Regions from separate parts of the Homo sapiens genome. Here region 2 is linked to region 1. Evidence: chromatin loops called from intact Hi-C (ENCODE). Cell type or tissue: heart left ventricle. All regions are shown on one strand. Each heading gives the region's core, and the rest is flanking DNA. Links, peaks and the distances in the headings are about the cores only.

Region 1 (12,280 bases), core at 2,869-10,868:
ACATTTATATGCAAAGCTCTTTTCAGCTCTTCTTTATAGTGTTGAGAAATTGTAAACAACCTATATTGACATAGATAAGGACACAGAATGTAATTATGATATATTCTTAGATTATTATACAGCCATTAAAAATGATCTTGGGGGGGGGATATTTAACAATGCAGGAAGATGCTAAATGAAAGAAATCAAGACGCAAAACTATGAATACACCAGCTATATTACTTGAAAACAACTACATCAAACCACTAGTAGTGGCTATGTCTGGGTAGTGGGATTCTGAGTCATATTATCTAGGTGCCACTTTTTATTTTCTGAGTTTGAAACAATGACAAGTACTGCTTTCATGATCCAAAAATAAATAAACTTTAAAAAAATAAAGAAGTCATAAATCTCTTCTCTGTTTCCAGCCAGAAATATACCCAAATCATTCCATACATAGCTGCCCCATCTGCTCTTTTTTAGGCCCAATTAAGGAAATCTTCTAGAATTAGACAGTTGTCATTTATGTCAAGCCTATGCTGTCCCTGTTGAAATGTAAATCTGCTTCCTTTATGGACTCGGAGACCAGTTGTTTTCTTACTTCCTGAAAGGGTTGTTCACAATGCTGCCCAAGCTGGTTTGTGTCTATTTATGTCCCGAAGGTCTCCTGGGAAGGAAATGTGTAAACTATCATTGACAAGGAAATGCTGAGGGAGAAGGCTAGTGATTGTGACCATCTAAAAGGGATAAATTCTGGTTTCTGGGGAAGGATGACTGTGAGGGCCAAGGAAGGCATTTTCCAGATAAAGGCCTACTCAATAGACTTTTGGAAGCAATTAATGAGTACCATTTGAAAACATTTGCCTAAAATTCTTCCCCAAGCACGAATTGCAAGGCAATCCCCTAAATCTTACAAAACAATTATAAAAGAATGCTTCTTAAGAAAAACAAAATTTAATGGCCAAGGCCTGACATCTCTCACAGGGAATATGCAATAAAAGCTACTATTGTGGGCAGAGTATCTCTTTCATCCATCTTTTCTTCTTCCTTCCCAGTGCTCAGGCCCTCATCACCCCACACGGCTCAGGTCCTAACTAGTCCTTTTGTTGCCAGTCCTAGGTCCCTGATTTGGTTGTCGCAGTCTTTTGCTCAAAAGCTTTAACAGGAAGTTACTACATTTGGGAAAAAAAACTCAGTGGACCTAAAAATAGATGTTCAAAAGCATGTGGGGAATCCAAAGAGCCTGCCCTATTTCTAGTAGCCAGCCTGTCCGTTTTTCATTCAACACCCATCTCAATACCACTAATAATCCAGTTTTATTTATCTGGGTGTGTCTGGCTTCAGTCCAACACTCAGCACACAGGAGGCACCTAGCATACATTTATTCAAGGAATAGAACTGACCGCCAGTTCCTCTGATGATGGTGAGCCCCCTCGTATGATCCCCATCCCATGTTTTCCAAATAGAAGGAACTTAATCTCTATTGGTCAGATTTGTCTGCCCTTGTATCCATTATTCATTCAATAGCAACAAATGTTTATTGAGCAAATCCTTGGTGTCAGGTATTGGAGATAGAGCAGTGAACAAAATAGACATAGCTCCTGTGTTCACAGAAGTTACACTGTAGTCAGAGGTGATGGGGCAATTAATCAAATAATTGCTTAATTGGCTTTTAAATTATGCTTTTGGATACAGATAAGCACTATGATGAAAATAAAAGTGGGTTCTGTGATACAGCCTAAGCAGCAAGGACAATCATAGCTGGTCAGGGCAGGTTTTTCTGAGGAAGTGACATTTGAACTAAGGCCTGAATGATGAGACCTAGGAAACACTCATCCATGTAGCTTCTCTATAGTTGCAACTTTTTTAATTGAGGCAAAATGTATATTGAGGAAAATGCACGTATCTTAAATTGATAATTGAATGCGTTTTGCTAAATGTACACACCTGTGCAATCCACCATCAAGATAAAAAAAAATTTGCATTACCCCAGAAAGTTATCTTTTTTCCAGTTTTATTGAGGCTTGCTTAACAAATAAAAATTATATATATTCAAGGAGTACAGTGTGCTGTTTTGATTACCCCAGAAAGTTCCTGCATCTGCTTCCCAGTCATTCCCTGCCCCACTCTCAGGGCACCCACTGTTGTGACTTTTATCATCGTAGCTTAGTGTTGCCTCTACGTTAACTTTATAAAGTGGAATCATGCAGGATGTGCCCTTTGTTCCTAGCTTCCTCCTTCAGTATAATGTGCTTGAGACCTATCCATGTTGTTATATATATCAGTAATTTGCTCTTTTTGTTGCTGAGCCATATTCCATTATAAAACTAAACCACAATTTGTTAATTCATTCTCTTATTGACAGTTATGCAGGTTGTCTTCAGATTTTGGCAATTATTCATAAAGCTGCCATAAATATTCTTTGTTTTTCTTTTGAGACAGAGTTTCGCTCTTGTTGCCCAGGCTGCAGTGCAATGGTGTAGTCTCAGCACACTGCAACCTCTGTTCCCAGGTTCAAGCAATTCTCCTACCTCAGCCTCCCATGTAGCTGGGATTACAGGTGCCCACTACCACGCTAGGCTAATTTTTGTATTTTTAGCAGAGACGAGGTTTCACCATGTTGGTCATTCTGGTCTCAAACTCCTGACGTCAGGTGATCCACCTGCCTCAGCCTCCCAAAGTGCTGGGATTACAGGCGTGAGCACCCAGCCTTTCCTGCCATAAATTTCTTATACAAATTTCTTATATAGTCTTGCTATAGATGTATTATTTTATTTCTCTTGGGTAAATATCTAGGAGTAGAGTTGCTGGCTCATAGGTAGGTGTATGTATAACTTTTTTAAACAGGCAGACAAAAGGCTTTCCAAAGTCATTAATAACACACCCTGTTCCCACCTGCAAATTATGAGAATTCCAGTTGCTCCACATATTTGCCAACGTTTGTGTTGTCTGACTAATTTTAGCTACTTTTAAAATGTGGTCACTCACTGTGATTTTTAATTTGCATTTCCTGATGACTGATAACGTTGAACACCTTTCATATGCTTAGTGGCCATTCTTATTAGTTTGTTTACAGAGTGTCTGTTCATGTCTTTTGCCTATTTTTTTTATTACATGGTTTTTATTTTGTTACGGATTTGTAGAAATTTTTAATATATGTGGATAAATGTCCTTTCTCAGATATGTCTCCACCCCCACATCCACCATATGTGGCTTGCCTTTCATTTTCTTAATGGTACTTTTGATAAGCAGAATTTGTAAAATTTTCACGATGTCCAATACATCAATTTTTTTTATGTTTGGTGATTTCTGTGTCTTCTCCAAGAAATGTTTACCTACCCAAGTTTGAGAAGACTTTATTTTTATTTCATGAAAACTTCATAGTTGTAGTTTTTCCACTTAGTCTCTGATCCATCTTGAACTAATTTTTGTGTGTGGTATGAGATAGGGATTAATATTCATATTTTCATATATTTATCCTGTTGTTCCAACATCATTTGTGAGAAGATTATTCTTTCTCTACTGAATTACCTTGGCACCTTTGTAAAGCTCAATTAGCCACATACGCATGGGTCTATTTCTAAACTCTATTCTGTTACATTGATTCATATGTGTATTCTTACACCAATATCACACTTAATTACAAAGTTAGAGAATACTTTGAAATCTGGTAATGTGAGACTTCTAACTTTTTTTTTTTTTGAGACAGGGTCTCATTTTTTCACCCACGCTGGACTGCAGTGGTGCAATCTTGCCTCATTGAAGCCTCGAACACCTGGGCTCAAGCAATCTTCCCACCTCAGCCTCCTGAGTAGCTGGGACTAAAGGCATATGCCACCACACCTGGCTAATTTTTTTTTTTAATTTTCTGTAGAGATAGGGTCTCACTATTTTGCCCAGGCTGGTCTCAAACTCCTGGGCTCAAGCTGTCTGCCCACCTCAGCCTCCCAAAGTGTTGGGATTACAGGCATGAGCCACTGCACTTGGACAAGTCCTCTAACTTATTTTTTCTTTTACAAGATTGTTTTGGATATTCTAAGTTGTTGAATTCTTACATAAATTTTAGAGCATCACTTCCGCTGTACTGTATTGGTCAAAGCATTCATAGAGCAGCCCAGATTCAAGGGGGCAGAGAGGAAACGAATCTGTCTCCTAATGGAGGGATGGCATGAATACACAGAGAGGGAAGGAATTGATGGTAACTACTTTTCAGACATTCTGCCATCTAGCCACAATAATTTGCATCCCTGCCAAAAGTCAAATACACTAACCCCCTTCAAAGATCTCCAAAATCTCATCTCATTATAGCATCAACTCAAAGTCCATGACCTCATCGCCTGAGCCCCAATGAAGGCAGAACTGCTCAGGTGCAACTCCTTGAGTACAGTTTTGCTCATTAGAACTATGATCTACATGACAAGTTATCTGCTTCCCAAACTCCCAACTTACAATGTTGCTGCAAGGAAAGATAACCACAACAGACACCAATGTTCAGAAAGGAGGGAAATAGGCCCACAGCAGTCACTGGTCCATAGAAAGTAGCCATATGAAATTAACTCTCTGTGCCCTCCTGCCATTTCCCACACACACAGGCCCCAAATGCTTGTGGCCAACCTAGAGCAGAGCTTTACAATGAGTGTGCCACAGTGGGAGCCACGACCGTGTCACAGGGTGCTGCTGGCCACCTCCAACTTGGGGCACCTAGTCTAGTGTTTCTCAAAGGGCAGCCCCAGGGAAGTGGGCCCTGGTGGGGGAAGTACAATGAATGACACAGAGACACGCAGACTTCTTGTCCCATTGTAATAGGATGTGAGAAACCAAAGAGATGCCCTCTCACCTGGCTCAGCAGCCCCTTACAGCACACCTCTGTCCCCAGGGGCAGGGGCTGCTGCAGCCGCTGGGGAATAGGCGGCAGGTCTGGGAAGGCTAAGCTGAGGCTACTGGCACACCCGTCAGGTATGGCCCCAGGCTTTGTCTTCACATTGCCTATACTTCTACCCATTTTTGGCTCCCGTGCCCTCTTCTTCATGGTGCCTGAGCACTAACAGAGCTTCATCATTATCTTGAAAAACTTGCTATGAAAAATTTCTATCAGACTTGAAATCCATTCACACTACCACAAGAAATTCCAGTAACATATTTGTCAATGAAAGCAAAGAATGAGCTGTTAGATTCCTTAAATAAAATTTTAATTGTAAATTTTAGAATGGTTTAAACATTAAACCATTAGATTTAAATAAATTAAACATTTTAAATCCCTGGCTTGTGCAAAGTATAAATAGTGACTACTGACACCTTGAAAAGATTGCCATAAAAAAAAATCTTCATCAGGATTTCCTCACAGATATTTTAAGATTATAAATTAATATTACAGCTATGTTCTTATTCAGCAATAAAAATGAATGAGGTACAGATACATGCTACAACATGGATGAACCTTGACAACATTACACTAAGAAGCCAGACACAAGAGACCATGTATTGTATTATTCCGTTTATGTAAAATGTCCAGAATAGGCAAATCTGAAGAAACAGAAAGGAGACTAGTAGTTGCCCAGGGCTGGGGGATGGAGGGAATGTGAGTGATTGCCAATAGATACAATTTTTCTTTCCGGGGTGATAAAGTGTTCTAAAATTGACTGTGGTGATGGACACATAACTGTGAATATACTAAAAACCATTAAATTCAGGAGACTGAGGCAGGAGAATCGCTTGAACCTGGGTAGCAGAATTTGCAGTGAGCCGAGATCACGCTACTGCACTCCAGCCTGGGCCGCAGAGTAAGACTCTATCTCAAAAGCAAACAAACAAACAAAAATCATTAAATTGTATACTTTAAATGAGTGAGTTGTATGGTGGGGGTATTCGTTTTCTGTGGCTACTGCAACAATTTACCACAAACGTGATTGCTTAAAACAACAAAAATTTATTCTCTCACAGTTCTGGAGGCCAGAAGCCCCACGGCAGCATCAAGGTGCTGGCAGGGCCCCTCCCGCCTCTTCCACCTTCTGGTGTCTGCTGTCAATTCCAGGCTTATAGCTGTGTCATTCCAATCAGACAGCATCTTCCAATCTCTCAGCTCCGTCTTCACAAAGCCTTCAGTGTGTATCAAATCTCCCTCTTGAAGGACACAGGTGACTGCACTTAGGGCTTACTCTTGTAATACAGGATAATATTCCCATCTCAAGATTCTTAACTTTATTATGCTGTAAAAACCCTATTTCCATATAAGGTAATAGTCACAGGTTCCAGGGATTGGAATCTGATATCTTAGGGAGTGGAGGGATCATTTTTCAGCCTGCAAGAGTATGTGAATTACATCTCAATAAAGCTATTTTTAAAAACAGGCACAGTATAATATATAAATTAGTATACATTTAAAAAGTTATATTCATGTTATAGATTCAAGAAGATTTGAAAGACATACCAATCGATCGAAAACTTTGTTTTGATCTTGAATTGACCCAAACGGATCAACAGTAAAAGACATTTTATTGAGGCAAATGAAAAAAATTGAACATGAACTGGATGCCAGATAATACTGAGAAATTATTTTTAATTTATTGGAACTGAGAATGGTATTTTGGTTATTTTTAAAGTCCTATCTGTTAGAGATTTGCATTTTAGTGTTTTCAGATGAAATGAAGTGATTCCTGGGATGTGCTTTTAAATATTCTAGGAAAAAAAAAAAAGGAGGATGAGGTAGATGAAATCTGAAAGGCAAATGTGGATAGCCGTTTAATCTGGGTCCTGGCTATGCGCAAGAGGCGAGCTGGTCATTATGCCATTCTCTTTATTTGTATCTGTTTGAAATTTTTCCATAATAAAAGTTACATTCGTGGAAACAAGCTCAATTTTCTCATTTAAAATTTTGAGCAGATTTTATTTGGAAGTTTAAAACACATACAATTTCTTCTAATACTTCATACATATTTTCTTATAATTCTATAACATTAAAAACTGCATTTAATTTTTAAATAAACCTCACAGAGACGCTCTGAAATCCCCTCCAGTTTTACCCCAAATGCTCTTGAAATCAGGTCATTTTCTGTGTGCCCTGACGGAAAAGGTTGGAAAGGCTCGCCCTAGAGAAGCTGATTTTTTGCGAAGGGCGGATAAATACAGGTTTTCAAAATCTTCCGTTTCCGAAAATGCGCAGGGCGCTCGCTCTCTTCCTCTTCAGCATCTTTTAAAGCGCTTTCAGAAAACAAAACGCTTGCGATTGAAGCAGCGCCCGCAGCTGCAGCGCGGGTTTCAAATGCCCCACTATTTTGAAAGAAGACCCGCACACACGCTCTTTGTGTTCTTTTTTGTTTGTTTGTTTCCCAAAGGAAAAGCTAAATCCACCCCAGTGTTTTCATACATTGAAAATGAAAGGCTTGGGGGCTGCCATCGAGCCGACGGAAGAAGACATTTGGCAGAGAAGGCCCCTTCGGGGCTTTCGTTTCCCCCAAACCCCAGTCAATTCGCACCGTGCCTGCCGGGACGCGGCCATCATCGGGGACTTGAGCGAGGACGCGAAGCCGTGCCCGTCCTGGCGGGGCCGCTTTGCCTGGGGAGCCAGGTGTAGGGTGCAGAGTGCTGGGGGCGGACCGGCGTGGAGGGCGTGGAGACGGCAGGTGTCTGCGGCTCCTTTGCAGCCATAAAATCGACCGGGGCTGCAGCCGGCTGGGGCGCACCCCCTCTCCAGACCCCCGGATGCACCCCGCAACCATGCTGCCCATCATTCCTCCCCTGGTGCTTAAGTATTTGCTTACCTCTGAATTTGGTTGTTGGTTGGCTGTTTGACTCACAAAGTAAAAAAGTTTCAAAGAGAACCAGAAAGGTATCCCTGGAAATTCCGTCTCTCAAGGTCCCAAGCCTAGCTTTCCCATGGAGGAAACCAGCGCTACCAGGCTCTTTGTCACCCTTCTAGATATTTCTATGCCTATACACATGTGTATACACATGTATTCAAGTAATCACACACATTCTGCCCCCACTTCCAAATGCTTGCACCACACACACGCTGAATGTTCTTAACATCTTGTGTGTCTTACCTTGTATTTTTACCCTCAAGTTTGTATTGTGGAGATTATACCCTCTCAATATAGAAAGGGATGGCTTGCATTGGGTTTTGATTATTCAATGCTTTTTTAAGGCTATGTATTTCCCAGTATGGATGTATCATAATTTATGTAAGCAATTCCATATTGATGTGTATTTGAGTTGTTTCCAGAGTCGTGCTATTCCAAGCAAAGCTGCCATAGATTTTGCAAACCCTCCAAGCTTTTATGCAAGACTACTCTAGTTTCCTTTAAAAGAAAGACATACACACCATGCTTACATAAAAAGAGAAGGCAACAAAAATCCCCTTTCCAACACACTTAGAATCTGACATTCTTTTAACAGAAGTAGCTGCTCCCCCGACAGAATCAAAACAACGCGGTAAGGATTCGGGCTGTAGAGCTGGCTCCCGTCTCATAATTCCTACTCCCATCTCAACAGATGGCTTTGTAGACAAACCACTGAGGCTCCAGGGTATAAGGATTTCTACCAAGGATATGTTTTCCTTTACCCTCTGACCCTGAGCCAGTTCATAGAAAACCCAGCTTTATTGTTTTTGCAGCCTTTCTTCCCTCAACAAACATCAAGGCTCTGCCTCCATTCCAAGCTGGCATTTCTCCCAGAAAATTGCTCCAGTGTACCTCACGCCTGCCTGGCAATGAATGCAAGTCAAGAAATTGCAAGCAAAGACCTTTAGACAATAGAAACGAAACCAAAGTGCCAGGGGACAAAAGAACGGGAAAGAGACCACTCATAAGGGAAGTGAAAGTGTTAGGCCTTGCATTATCATGTCGTTTGTCCAAATCACCTTTTGCCAACATTCGACCAAATCAAAAGGGGCCACAAGTTTCTCTCAACAACAGCCAAAAGAAATTCATCCAATAATCAAATTCCTCCAGCAGCAAGAAAGAATATCTCATGGTCACACACACACAATGTTTAATTCATTTGGGCAGATTTGGGAGAAAATGAGCTTAAATTAATAAAAAGTCAGGATGATGGACTACTTAAGGAATACAAAATGCAATCCTGTGAGCACTGAACTAGGGCAAGTGCACCATCCACAGAGCTGACCTTAAGAAAATATGCTTTATATGAAAACTGACGTGTCTGAAGTCTTTAAAAATAGTTTATCCTATAGAGCAGATTGAACATTTCCATATGAGGTTCTTCTTAATTTGAGTCACCAGACATCTTTCCTGCCCATTTTATATTAATTAATTCATGTTCCAAATCTGAAAATGCATATGGTTCTATTTTAATGCTTCGATACAGCAAAAACACAAATACTTCAAACACCCTAAAGACAGCCTTTTACTAGTTTGGAGGCTGTTTCTGCATGAAAAGTTAGCACAGTCATGCATCGCTTAATGAAAGGCATGCATTCTAAGAAATGCATTGTTACGGAATTTTGTCATGTGCCAACATCATAGAGTGCACTTTTCCAAACCTAATTTTATAGCCAACTACACACGTAGGCTAGATGGTACAGCCTATTTCTCCTAGGCTACAAATCTGTACAGCATGGGACTGTACTGCATACTGGAGGCAACTGTAACACAATGGTAAGTATTTGTGTATCTAAACATAGAAAAGGTACAGTAAACACATGGTGTTATAATCTTATGGGACTATATTATAATCTTATGGGAACATCATATATGTAGTCTATCAGTGACTAAAATGTTGTTATGTGGTGCATGACAGTATTGCAATTATGTGTCTTACTAAGGGGGTAGTCAAGGCTCAGAGACTGACCCAGCTGCTTTCCTAAAGGCTACTCAGGACAAGGGCTTTGTTATTAGACAGTGCTATTAGACTGGATGTACTTTCCCCAGATTGCTCAAGCTTTCATCCATAGTAAGTGATTATACACTGGGCTCCTTTGAGTTTAGGTACATGGAATGATGTCATGTCCTTGGCACAAGATAGCGCTGTCCTCCTGCAAGAGTTCACACCAGCTTGCAGTGGGGTAAAGTGGGGGCAGCAGAGGGAAGGAACTCAAGGACCTCAGAGACCTTTGGGCCCACACTTTTCAGAAGCCTTCTGAAATGGCAGAGCAAGTCAGGACCTGCCAAGGTATGATTCAGAATTGCAGCACCCCAAAGCTAGCAAGAAACTTGTAGGTCACTAACTCACCCCAGCCCATCCCCCGAAGCCCAGTAAGGGCTATACAGTTGGGTAAAGGCAGGACCTGGGCTAAAACTCAGGTATGTTCTTTTTTAAAGAGATAGATCTGGCTATGCTGGCAGGCTGGAGTGCAATGGCTATTCTCATGTACACTCAGGGCTCACTGCAGCCTCAAATTCCTAAGCTCAAGCAATCCTCCCAACTGAGCCTCCCGAGTAGCTGAGACTACAGGCACGCACCACCACACCTGGCTAAACTCAAGTATCTTGACTGCCAGATTGGCAGCCTGTCTCTTACAGCAGTGCTTCTCCAACTTTAACATGTGTATGAATCACCTGGGGAGCTTATTAAATGTAATTCTGATTCAGATCGAGGGTAGGGTACGAAATTTTGCATTTTGAATAAGCTTCCTGTGATGCCAGTGTTGCTAGTGGAGGACTAATTCTCTGAGAAGCACATTATTACATCTCCATTCTTAACATTTCTCAATCACAGAAAAATCCAGAAAACAGTCCCTCCTGCACTGCCTGGGATCTGAAGAAAGACAGTCATTTTCTTAATCTCTTTTTATTATTATTATTATCAAATTGACTTCAAACAATTAAGTCCCAGCCTTCTCCACTGGAGAGGTCCCTGAATTTCTGCCTAGCCACTTAGTGGGAAGGGAAAGAAAACTGTAAGACTAATATTCCCATCCTTTCTATCAGGTGAGTTTCCATCTAAAGCAGCAGCTCTCCAAGTGTCATCCACAGACCAACAGCTTCACCCAGACTCTTGGTAGAAATGCAAATTTTAAAACTCTAGGAGTGAGTCCCAGAAAGATGTGTTTTAACAAACCTCTCCAGGTGATACAGATACAGTCTCAAGTCCAAGAATCAGTGAGGTAAGACTCATAGCCAAGAGCAGCCAATCAGTGCTTGCAGCTCTGTATCAAGGAAGGGGATTGTATCCAAAAAGTGCTCGCAAAACAATCATCCTCCAGCTCCAGGACATGGACCACTTTGGAGCAAAGAATTGTATATAATCATAACCCAAACCAATGAGTCTGCATGATTATGTGGCCCACCCATGGTGTCTCTCTTCATTGAACTCAAAGATTCCCGAAGCATCAAAAAAGACACTCAAATTTGCTCCCTCAAGGGTTCCTGTCCTTCAGGAAGTACAACCGTAGTGTCCTTGGAACCACGTGTGTGGTCATAGCCCTCTCTGCCTCACACCCCTGGGTGGAGTGCTTTATATACCTGGCTCTCTCCACCAGATAAGATGACAGCTTCTTGCCATGTTCATCTGTGTGTGTGTGTACACGTGTACCCGTGTGTATGTGCCCGTGTGCCCGTGTGTGTAAACTCCTCAACTATATGTTCTTGGAACAGACACCATCTCAAGCTCCATCCTGTCAAACAGGCTGGGACACCAGCAGGTGAAGCTGATGCAGCCGACCTGTGTTCTGCCATGGTAATATTATGGAAATCCTGTAAATATAATCCCACACCTTCTACCGTCTATGCACCTCCCTCATTTTTTAAAATGAGAAACAATAAGAAAACCTCGTGAAAATGTTTGCTGTAACTTTTAAGCTTAATAAGCCCAGCCCTAATAGAACATTCGCTTCTTTGTCTGGCATATAAAGTTGTGATTCATCTGTACGCAATTCCACCTTGTTTGTTATACTGTTGCCATGACAACATTTTTCAAGTACCAAGTAAATTGTGGAAGAGCACATACAAACAGCACACTCCTATAGGTAAATACTTCATTACTATCTGCACACACATTTCATTCACTGCATCCGCTCTCTCCTATCTCAATAAACGCAGCTCTATTTACATCCAGTTTTTGAATTCTTTCCTCCCAAGGATATGTGAAAGCTTTGCTCCACCTGAAAAAGTCTAAATCAAAGACGATTTGGGTTTGAATATTTTAAAATATTTTTCTTTTTCCACAGTTATTCTGGAGGGGCTATCGACACAACAGAAGTTTTAAATATCAAACCAAGAAGTTAATATCCAAAGTTCTCTCCAACCCAAAGAGCAGACATTTCTGCCTTCCATCTCCATGCAAACCGCACAACACCCAGACACCAGTGGTGGACTTTGAGAGTTGACATCCTAGTAGTTTACATGCT
Region 2 (12,280 bases), core at 2,159-10,158, 64 kb before region 1:
GTGCTGGGATTACAGGCGTGAGCCACCGCACCTGGCCACTGCTCAAAACTTTTAAACCTTTGATTAGTTATATACATGAATATCTCCAAATACACAAAATTCCTTAAGAAATAAATTCTTCAAAATCCCAAGCAATTTTTATAAACACTTAAAAATATGTGCTATCATGGCCAGGCGTGGTGGCTCATATCTGTAATCCCAGGGCTTTGGGAGGCCGAGGCAGGAGGATCACTTGAGGTCAGGAGTTCGAGACCAGCCTGGCCAACATGGCGAAACCTTGTCTCTACTAAAAGTACAAAAATTAGCTGGGCATGGTTGTGGGCACCTGTAATCCCAGCTACTCAGGAGGCTGAGGCGGGAGAATCACTTGAACCTGGGAGGCAGAGGTTGCAGTGAGCCAAGATCACGCCACTGCACTCCATCCTGGGCAACAGAGCAAGACTCCATCTCAAAAAAAGAAAAAGAGAAAAAAAATGTGCTATCTGCTTAAGGATTTCTCATCCTGATTTTTAAATATTAAGTAAATGCTCAGCAATGTTTATAGTTATTTTGAATAGTCACTACCTACTGTTATCAATTAAGAGGGGTATTTCCAAGTGATTACTGGATGTTGTAAACTCAGTGGTTTTAGAGTGACCACATGAAATGGAAATTATAACCAGCTACACTTGGAGACTTTTGTATATATAGGTACACTGGGACAGAAGTGAGAAGCTCACCCATATGCAGGCTTTTCCACGAAGGTCAGAGAGGAGTGGAGAAAACGGGGATATGAGATTGATGGTATCATACACAAGAGACTGGAGAGGTCAATGGATGAAAGAAGGCTGTGGGCAGAAAGCAGAAAGAATGGGATACCATAGGATGCTAGAAATGTATTACTTTAGGAGCTACCAAATCAAATGCCTCCAGGGATTACACTTATGAAAAAAAGACAAGTGGGCCAAGGGAAATTATAAGGTGAACTGAAACAGATAGGCCTCAACCCAAAGGCATTTAAGCTCATTTTTTTTTGTTTCAAGATGGAATCTCACTCTATCACCCAGGCTGGAGTGCAGTGGCATGATATCTGCTCACTGCAACCTCTGCCTCCTGGGTTCAAGCGATTCTCCTGCCTCAGCCTCCTGAGTAGCTGGGACTACGCCCAGCTAATTTTTGTATTTTTAGTAGAGACGGGGTTTCACCATATTGGCCAGCATGGTCTCAATCTCCTGACCTCGTGATCCACCCGTCTCAGCCTCTCAAAGTGCTGGGTTTACAGGCATAAGCCACCACACCTGGCCTAAGCTCAATTTCTAAAAAAATAATGAATGTCAACCAAAACAGAATCTATGAGCCAAATTCAGCTTGCCAGACTGACTTTTGCATTAAACAATAGCTATGTCAATAGTTAGCTGTAGTGGCAGAGAGTATAGACTCAGGAGCCAGACTATTTGGATCAAATCCTCCTCCACCACTTACCAGCTGTGTGACCTTCAGCAAGTGGCTTCACATCCTAAGCCTCAGTTTACTCAGGTGTACTATCAGGGAAGGAACTACACTTGTTCACAGGTAGGGGTGATCATATGCCCAGGTGGGCCTAGGACGGTCCTGGCATATAGAATATTTTTATAATGATTAGAATAATTAAAAGAATAATTATTAACAGTGTCCCTTTCACTGTCAAAACTGTCTGACATATAGGGTCATGGGAGGGTTAAAGAGATCATAATCTATGTAAAGTACTGACCATTGTGCTTAGGATATAGAAGATGCACCCAAAATAATTGACAATAGCTTCATGTAAGACTAGTTCTGTGCAGAATTAGGAGGGGAGAGAAGTTTGTCTTCAGAGTTGTCCTAGGCCCCAGCCTCATGCTACCCAGATTCCTTCACATTGGCATTTCACATGTGCCTGGACCTTTCTTAGTGACCTCAAAAAGCTGTCTCTGATCCACTCTTTCAGGACTCCCCTTTAGGGTTCAGCAAGCTGATCTCCCAGACAGACTAGTCCAGGCCTTGCCAGGTTCCCAGGAGATTTATGTACTGCTCTTCCTAGGTAAGTTGAGATGAAAAAGGATTAATGGGGACTTCAGGCTGGTAGAAGGAGATGCTTTTGGGTAGCTTTCAGTATTTCTTCAAACAACATTACACTAACAGCCCCTTGTGAACTTGAAGCCTACCTTGATTTCTCCAATCTATTGTATATATATATATTTTATATATATATATTTTTATATGTATAAAAAATAGATTGGAGTATTTATATATAGTATATATAAAATAGAGTATATAATATATATTATATATATTACATAATTATATATTATATATAATATTCATAGCCATTCATGAGGGATCCACCCCCATGACCCAACATCTCCCACATTCAACATTGGGATCACATTTCAACATGAGATTTTGAGGAGGCAAATATCCAAACCATATCAGAAGGTTTCTCCACTCTCATGTCTCATGTATAGGCTGGAAAAGCTGGGGGCTGCTTGAGCATCTATCCTCAAGCATCCTCTCCACATGGCTAGGCTGGGTTTCCTATGCAGTATGGTGGTCTCAAAGTAGTTGGACTGGTAGTAGGTGGTCCGTGCATTTCCCCAAGAGGGAATATTCCAGGAGACCCAACAGAAGCTGCAAGGCTTCTTATGATTTGGAGGTTAAACTATGTCAGTTCCACCATATTCTATTGGTCAAGAGCAAGTCACGGGCCAGCCTAGATTCATTAAGGTGGTGGAATAAGTTCCACCTCTCAGTGAAGAATGGCTTGTAGGGAAAGAAAGAACTTAACAGTATTCATCTTGGAGATAAACTACCATACCATCCACCCATCTCTCTCCACCTTGTTATGAATGGAATTCCTAATGGATTCAAAGTAACTAGAAGAGAGGATTCTGAATGCTCTCACCACAAAGAAATGATAAATGTTTGAGGTGACGGATATACTAAATACCATGATTGGATCATTGCATAGTGTATACATGTATTGAAACATCACCCTGTATACCATAAACATGTACAAGTATTATGTATCAAATAAAAACAAACAAAAAATAATGAAATGGAAGACTTAGAAAGTAGCATCTGACTAAAATTTCCTGAATGATCAGTCTTACATTTTTAAAAATTGTTATTATATCAATAATATCTGTTCATTATTAAACTAGCAAATAGAAATAAGTAAATAAAAAATAAAAGATTTCCATGACCCAGAGAAAATCATTCCGAGGTAGGTATGGGTAAAATTAACATTTACCAGATTAGAAAGCCTGCAGACGTGATTTTTCAGCTCTTCCCCTTAAATACCAACTTAGTGCAGGAAAGCACTCAATGTTACCCAACTTAGTTGAACAGGCAAAGAGCCAGCCCCCAGATGTCAGGAAAAATATAGGGGCTTAGCAATTGAATGGGATGGAGGAGACAAATGATTTGAGCAGATGCCACGTTGAAGTTGTGAGAGGAAACATCTGCTGTCCCATTTGCTAAGGTATTTGGTAATCAGGAAGATGGTGTAAATGCACAAACGGAGCAACATGTATTGATATGCAGAGCATGAACACTGATGTCAATGTTTTGTAGCTAATTAGACGGCGAGTGTTACATTGTGTCTCTAATTTTACAGAATGAAAGCAGAATGTTCCTCTCCATCAGAGTTTACTGGCAATTTTCAAGCCGAGTGTGGCCTCATTCCCATTCGTCTGACAGCATAATGAGCAGCAATGAACCACACAGTAACCAAGCCTCAGTTCCTTACATTATACAGCCCAGATGTCCAGGCTTCATTAGTTTTAAGTGTCATAATAAAGTCACATTTCTTTGTGATTAAAAAGTGATGGTGCCTCGGGTTCCCACTGACTCGGCCTGAGGAAGTCCAGTTCTTCTACCAGCTTCCTCTTCACCAGCATTTCTGGGAATCCCAAGGAATCATTTCGCTTGTCAGGATGCTGTTTTCATGGCTCACTGCAGCCTCAGCTACTGGGGAGGCTCTGGCTGCCGGTGGTGGCTCCCGGGGGGTCCCTGGATCTTCCTCTTTCCAGCTGCTGTTTTCTGCTGTACCATTCTGCTCCCCAAAATGGACTCCTCTGACTTCCCATCATTGAATGCAGAAACCAAGCCGTAAGGTTTAAAAGGGGTCTTATGGGGGGTTGGAGTTTGGAGTTAATTTAAGGGAGTTACAACAAAAGAGAGAAACAGCTGGATAGCAGATCGATTCTCTATGGTTCACAGGCAGTTTCCCTTGCTTGCCTCCTCTTTGCCTGATCCTCTACACACATCAAATAGATAGTCCTAGCTTACCATTCCCACTAGAGGCGAACTCAATACTGTTCTATTCAGCATCTGGACCTCAACCTCCACAAGAGCGCAAGACAGGCGAACTCCCCGCCCCCCCTCACCCTATTCCAGCCTGAGACTTGCCTCCTGAACCCTTTTCTGGTCCCAGGTCCTGCTGTTTTACAAAGCTGATTGACAATGGCAACGTCCTTCAACTGGACATTATTTCCAGGAATCCTATTCAGTCTTCTGTAACATTGCTGTGAGATCCAGGTTTTGGTGTGACCAAACCCAGTGTGACGGAATGCAGTGCTTCTCACCCTCTTCTCCAGCGCGACCCACCTTACAGCTGTCTCAGCTCCTGCCTGTCATGAGCAGCAGCTTAATATTCACACACACACACCAGACACACACACTCGCACACATCATATACACACACCACACACATCCTACACACACACCACAACCCCACACACACACACCACCCCACACACACCACACACACACCACCCCACACACACCCTCCACACACACCACCCCACACACACACCGCACACACACACACCACACACACAATTCACACACACCCTACAACCCCCCACACACCCCCCCAACCACCCCCCACACACACAACCCCACACACACCCCACACACACCCCACACACAACTCACACATATCCTACATACACACACCACAACCCCACACACACACCACATACACCACCCCACACACACCACACACACACACCACACCACACACACACCACACACACACACCTCACACACACCCTACACACACAACCCCACACATACACCACACACACACCACACACACACAACTCACACACACCCTACACACACACAACCCCCCCCACACACCACCCCACACACACCACACACACGCCACACACACTCACCTCCCAAGAACAAGCAAGAAGCACAGAGATTGGAATTCTTACAAAGAAAAGCAATGCTTCCTGCCACTACCAAGCTAAAAAGCACCAACCACATCCACAGAGAGACTCATTAGAACACCCACCCATTACTATTGTCCAGCAGACCCCCCAAGGCGGGACTTCAAGGACTGAACTTCAGGAACCCTAGGCCCAGGCCTTTGGGTAAGTTCCTAATGTTCACATCTTCCACAAGGACAAAGCAGGGGTTCTTGCTTCCTGATTAAACATTCACTGTGATGGTGTTCCCAAATAATAGCGCAGACTGCTTGAAAGGTAAATTTAAACCTGTAGGGTAAACGCACCTGGCAGCAATAGCTTAAGCATACCCTTGGACTGACTCTGCATGGAAGGTATACCTGAAGGTGCATTCCAAACTATGGGATCGGGGAACAGCCAACCAGGAGAGTCGTTCCTTATCTATGAGGAGCAACTGAGCCCCTAGCCCACCCGTGGGACACAGGTCTTACAGAGAACTGAGACCCTGAATTTTGGCTTAAGTGAAGGTTATAAAGGGGAGGTTGTTAGGGAGAGGGTGGTCAGTGAAAATTCTACATAAACTGCATGTTATTTGCAAGTGGTTATGGTTTTCCTGCCCAGCCCAATGCCACTGGACTGTATGTAAGGCAGATATCTTGTCCAGCCCACTGCCACTGGACTGTTTCTGCACATAAAGCAGTTATCCCATTCAGCCCACGGCCACTGGACTCTCTCCCCTGTATGGAAGCCCCTAATAAAACTCCATCTCCTTTGCTGACTCTCGGTCTCTTCTTTGGCATCTTGATCCCGGTGCCTTCCCTATTGAGGCTAACAGGGGTTCAGCACTAAAAACCTCATCCCTTGGAGAAGGAAAATTTCATCCTGGAAGCTTAAAATTGTACGGCTGTTATGTTCAGCTCATATCTACCTCTTAGAGAGAGAGAGAAAGAAATGGCCTTTCTCACTTATAAGCTTAAAATATAAACAAAACAAATGTATTCCAACTTGATCTATATTAACTCTCAGGGGCTGGTCCCAAAGAAGAGGAAAGTTCCCATAAAAACAATTGGGGGGCACTTTTTCGGAAACAATTTCTTATTGATACATAATAAATATACATAGCTTCAAGGTACATGTGATAATTTAATACATTTATATAATTTGTAAGTTTGATCAAGTCAGTGTAGTTGGGATAACCATCACTTTAAACATTTGTCTTTATGCTGGAAATAGTTGAATTATTCTCTTCTAGCTATCTTGAAAGGTAAAATGGCTTATTGTAAACTATAGTTACCCTACTGATTTATTGAACACTAGGTTTTATTTCTTCAATCAAACTGTATATTTTCACCCATTAATCAACTTCTCTTCATGCCCTCCTCCTCATTACCCTTCCAAGCCTCTGGCAACCATTATTCTACTCTCTGTCTTCATGAGATCCACTTTTTTAGCTCCCACATATGAGTCAGAACATGTGGTATTTGTCTTTCTGGGGAAGCATGTTTTTTCCCCTATTTTTTGGTGGGGGGGCAGGCACATTTTTGAAAGGTGTTGTTAGACCACCCAGCTAAGAAAGGTACCTTAAGGACCAGACATCTGTCCAACACAGGGGAGCTTTGGATTTTTACTGCCTGTTCACCTGACTTAACCCCAGTGTTCTCTCATGGACATTTGCACCTCATTGGGCACTCCTTCCTCTCTTCTCTTCTCTTCTCTTCTCTCTCTTCTCTTCTCTATTCTCTTCTCTCTTTCCCTTTCTTTCATTCTTGTTCTCACTTCCTTTTCCTCCTTGTGTATAGACAGTTCTATTAACTAGCTGAAAAACATAGCTGTCCAGCTAGTGAGTAGGTAGGATCCCTGCCTCACCATAAATTCCTGAGCCTTGAAGAAACAGCAGGGCTGCCAAGCCTGGAGGTACCATGTAAGCTAAGATGGTAGGCATGGGAGAGGTACCTGGATGACAAGAGGCTCACCCTCCAATGCTTGGCAGTGAGTAAGACCCCAGGACCTTTTTAAACCGGAGGTGAAAATAAAAAGCTCTAATAATGACCAACATTGAGTTTTCCACCAGAAGAAAAACTTGAGAGAATTAAGAAAAATTTAAAAATAAAACCTTTCTTACACACCAAATCCATAATCTGAGAAGCACATGGAATTACTTTTGCATGTCCTCTGTGCTCTCCAAACTTTGAACCTACCCCCAAATCAAAATCATCAACCCATCCTGATGAAGACCTGGGACCAGTCCGGGTTCTGCATTAACAAATGATATCATTTTTGAGGTTCTCAACGCCTATTTTGTGCATTGTGTTGATAACCTGCTTTCCCTAGCTGTTTTCCCTGAATTGCTACAAATTAGGAGCAATTACAGATAAAGAATGTACATTCTTTTTTTTTTTTTTGTTAATGGACTATTTTTTAGAACAGTTTTGGGTTCACAGCAAAATTGAATGGAAAGTACAGAGAGTTCCCATATACCCCTTAGCCCACACATGCACAACCTCTCCCACTGTTAACATCCTGATCCACAGTGGAACATTTGCTACAATTGATAAAGCTGCATGGATACATCATTATCACCCAAAGTCCCTAGTTTACATCAGGTCTTGGTGCTAAGCATTCTGTGGGTGGAGACAAATTGTATAGTAGCATGTATCTACTATTATATCACCATGCAGAATCATCTCATTGCCCTAAAAATCCTCTGTGCTACGTTTACTCATCCCACTCTCCCCCCAGTCCCTGGCAACCACTCATTATTTTACTGTCTCCATGATTTTGCCTTTTGTAAAATGTCATATGTTTGGAATCATATAGTATGTAGTATATTCAGATTGTCTGCTTTCACTTAGTAATGTGCACTTAAGTTTCCTCCATGTATTTTCATGACTTGATAGCTCTTTTTTTTTTTTTTTTTTTTGAGATAAAGTCTCGCTCTGTTGCCCAGGCTGGAGTGTGTGATCTCGGCTCACTGCAACCTCCACCTCCCGGGTTCAAGCAATTCTCTGCCTCAGCCTCCCGAGTAGCTGAGATTACAGGTGCCCACCACCACTCCCAGCTAATTTTTTTGTATTTTTAGTAGAGATGGGGTTTCACCATCTTGGCCAGGCTGGTCTTGAACTCCTGACCTCGTGATCCACCCTCCTTGGCCTCCCAAAGTGCTGGGATTACAGGTGTGAGCCACCGCGCCCGGCCTGATAGCTCATTTCTTTTTAGCACTGAATAATACTGCATGGTCTGTATATACCACAGTTTATTTATTCATTCACTACTGAAGGCCATCTTGATTGCTTCCAAGTTTTGGCAATTATGAATAAAACTGCTATAAACACTTGTGTGCAAGTTTTTGTGTGGGCATAAGTTTTCAGCTCATTTGGGTAAATACCAAGGGGCATGATTACTGGATCTTATAATAAGACTATGTTCAGTTTTGTAAGAAACTGCCAAACTCTCTTCTAAAATGACTGTACCATTTTGCATTCCCATCAGCAGTGAATGAGAGTTTCTGTTGCTCTACATCTTCACCAGCATTTGGTGTTATCAGTGTTTTTTATTTTCACCATTCTAATAGGTGTACCATGGTATTTCACTTTTGTTTTAATTTGCAATTTTGTAATGACATATGATGTTGAGCATCTTATCATATGCTTATTTACCCTCTGTATATCTTCTTTGGTGAGGTGCCTGCTCAGGTCTCCTGCCTATTTTTTAATTAGTTTGTTCATTTTATTATTGTGGGGTTTTAAGAGTTCTTAGTGTATTTGGATAACAGTCATTTATCGAATATATCTTTTGCAAATATTTTCTTCCTGTCTGTGACTTGTCTTCCCATTCTCTTGACTGTGTCTTTTGTAGAAGTTTTTAATTTCAATGAAGTCCAGTTTACCACTTATTTCTTTTTCTTTCTTTTTTTTTTTTTTTTTTTTTTTTTGGAGACGGAGTTTCACTCTTGTTGCCCAGGCGAGAGTGCAGTGGTGCAATCTCAGCTCACTGCAACCTTTGCCTCCCAGGTTCAAGCGATTCTCCTGCCTCAGCCTCCCAAGTAGCTAGGATTACAGGTGTGCACCACCATGCCCAGCTAATTTTTTGTATTTTTAGTAGAGACAGGGGTTCATCATGTTGGTCAGGTCTTGAACTCCTGACCTCACGTGATCCACCCACCTCAGCCTCCCAAAGTGCTGGGATTACAAGCATGAGCCACCATGCCTGGCCAATTATTTCTTTTATGAATCATGCTTATGGCACTCTATTTAAAAAGTTATCACTATACTCAAGGCCATCTAGGTTTTCTCATGTGTTATCTTCTAGAAGTTTTATTGTTACGCATTTTACATTTAGGTTGATGATCCATTTTGAGTTAATTTCTATGAAAGGTATAAGTCTATGTCTAAATTCTTTTTTTTTTTTTTTTGCACTTGGATGTCTAGTTTCTCCAGCACTGTTTGTTGAAAAGACTATCTTTCTTCTATTGTACTGCCTTTGCTCCTACATCAAAGATCAGTTGACCGTATTTGTATGGGTCTTTTTCTGGGCTGTCTATTCTGTTCCATTGATCTATTTGTCAATACCACACTGTCTTGATTACTGTAGCTTTATAGTTAGTCTTGAAGTCAGGTAGTGTCAGTCTTCCAACTTTGTTTCTTCTCCTTCAATATAGAATTGACTATTCTGAGTCTTTTGCCTCTCTGTACAAACTTTCCAATCATTGTCTATAACCACAATACAGCTTCCCAGGATTTTGACTGGGATTGTGCTGAATCTATAGATCAAATTTTAAAGAATCAACATCTTGATGATATTGAGCCTTCCTATCCATGAACATGAAAGATCTCTTCATTTATTCAGTTATTATTTTATTGTACATATTTTGTTAAATTCATATCTTAGTATTTCATTTTGGGGAGTGCTCACATACAGTCAGCCCTCTATATCCTCAGGTTTCCATCTGTGATTTCAAACAACAGAACAAAAAATCAAACAAGCAGATCAAAAATAATTTTTTTTAAAAAAGTACAAAATAAAAAATAATACAAATTTAAAAAGCACTACAGTATAATAACTATTTGCATAGCATTTTCATTGTATTAGGTATTATAAGTAATCTAGAGATTATTTTAAATATACAAGAGGAAGTGTGTAGGTTATATGTAAATATTACACCATTTTATATAAGGGTCTTGAGCATCTGAGGATTTGCTAACATTTTGTCAAAGATTTTTCCATCTGTATTTATGAGATATATTGTTTCGTAGCTTTCTCGTAACGTCTTTGTCTTGTTTTGATATTAGAGTAATGCTACCCTCACAGAATGAATTAGGAAGTTTTTTTCTGGGGTTTTATCTTCTGAAAAGGATTGTATAGAATTGGTATGATTTCTTACTTAAATATTTGGTAGAATTCCCCAGTGAATCCATCTTGTCCTGGTGTTTTCTGTTTTGGGAAGTTTTTAACTATTGATCCAATATTTTTAATAGATATAGGCCTATTCAGATTGTCTGTTTCTTCTTGTGTGAGTTTTAGCACATATGTCTTTCAAGGAATTTATCCATTTCATCTAGGTTGTCAAATTTGTAGGCATAGAGTTGTTCATAATATACCTTTATTATCCTTTTGATACTCATAGGATTTGTAGTGATGTCCTTTCTTTCATTTCTGATATGAGTAATTTCTGTCTTCTCTCCCTCTCTCTTGCTCTCTCTCTCTGTCTCTTCCCCCCACCCCCTCTGTTTTAGAGACAGCGTCTTGCATGCTGTTCAGGCTGGCCTCAAACTCAAACTCCTGAGCTCAGGTGATCCTCCCACCTCAGCCTCCAAAATAGCTGGGATTAAAGGCTTGCATCACCATGCCTGGCCATTATCTTTTCTCTTTTTTTCTTAATTAACCTGGCTAGAGACATCAATTTTATTGATCTTTTCAAAGAACCAGCTTTTGATTTCTTTTCTCTATTGATTTCCTGTTTTTAACTCCATGGATTCCTGCTGTAATTTTTATTTCTTCTGCTTACTTTGGGATTAATTTGTACTTCTTTTTTTAGTTTCCTAATACGGAAGATAGATTATTGATTTTAGATCTTTTTTCTAATATATGCATTCAATGCTATAAATTTCCTGCTAAGCACTGCTTTCTCTGCATTTCACAAATTTTGATTTATTCAGTTATTCTATTTTTACTCTTATTTAGTTCAAATTATTTTTTAATTTCTCTTGAGATTTCTTCTTTGATGTATGTGTTATTTAGAAGTGTGTTGTTTCATTGCAAGTGCACAGAATGCAAGAGTTGAGGCTTGGGAGCCTCCACCTAGATTTCAGAGGATGTATGGAAAAGCCTAGATGTCCAGGCAAAAGCCTGCCAAAGGCCAGGCACGGTGGCTCACGCCTGTAATCCCAGCACTTTGGGAGGCCAAGGTGGGCGGATCACGAGGTGAGGAGATCGAGACCATCCTAGCTAACACGGTGAAACCCCATCTCTACTAAAAATACAAAAAAAAAATTAGCCAGGTGCGGTGGTTGGCGCCTGTAGTCCCAGCTACTCTGGAGGCTGAGGCAGGAGAATGGCACGAACCCGGGAGGCGGAGCTTGCAGTGATCCGAGACCGCGCCACTGCACTCCAGCCTGGGCAACAGGGCGAGACTCCGTCTCAAAAAAAAAAAAAAAAAAGACTTCTAAAGAGGTGTATCCCTCATGGAGAACCTCTATTAGGGCAGTGCAGAGGGGAAATGTGGGATTGGAGCCCCCATACAGAGTCCCCACTGGGCCACTGTCCTCCAGAACCCAGAACGATAGATTCACCAACAGCTTGCACCCTGCACCTGGAAAAGCTGCAGGCACTTAATGCCAGCCTATGAGACCAGGCACAGGGGCTGAGTCCTGTAAAGCCACAGAGGCAGAGCTGCCCAAAGCCTTGGGAGCCCACCCCCTTCCACCAGTGTGCCCTGGTTGTGGGACATGGAGTCAAAGGAGATCATTTTGGAGCTTTAAGATTTAATGGCTGCTCTGCTGGGTTTCAGACTTACGTGGGGCCTGTAGCCCTTTTCTTTTGGCCAATTTCTCCCTTTCGGAATGGGAATGTTTACCCAATGCTTGTGC

Evidence for each region. A loop is a pair of places that touch in the nucleus more often than their neighbours do. Peaks named below come from ENCODE experiments on the same cell type or tissue, not always from the same donor. Only the 100,000 strongest peaks of a DNase experiment are listed, where the experiment ranks them.
Region 2: a loop joins it to region 1, with 3 times the contacts of the local background. A loop is called at or near these places in 1 of 110 quality-filtered maps.

What each region holds. Positions count from the first base shown.
Region 1 is chr9:84,135,878-84,148,157 of GRCh38, reverse strand. No RefSeq gene overlaps it. Among named protein-coding and RNA genes, the nearest start is that of SLC28A3-AS1, 140 kb to the left of the region's middle. In heart left ventricle, for the core only: no CTCF peak of the experiment used is centred there; DNase peaks (open chromatin) are centred at 7,187 and 7,507; H3K4me3 peaks cover 865 bases; H3K27me3 peaks cover 3,572 bases.
Region 2 is chr9:84,199,014-84,211,293 of GRCh38, reverse strand. No RefSeq gene overlaps it. Among named protein-coding and RNA genes, the nearest start is that of SLC28A3-AS1, 73 kb to the left of the region's middle. RefSeq lists a silencer at 4,786-5,080. In heart left ventricle, for the core only: no CTCF peak of the experiment used is centred there; no DNase peak of the experiment used is centred there.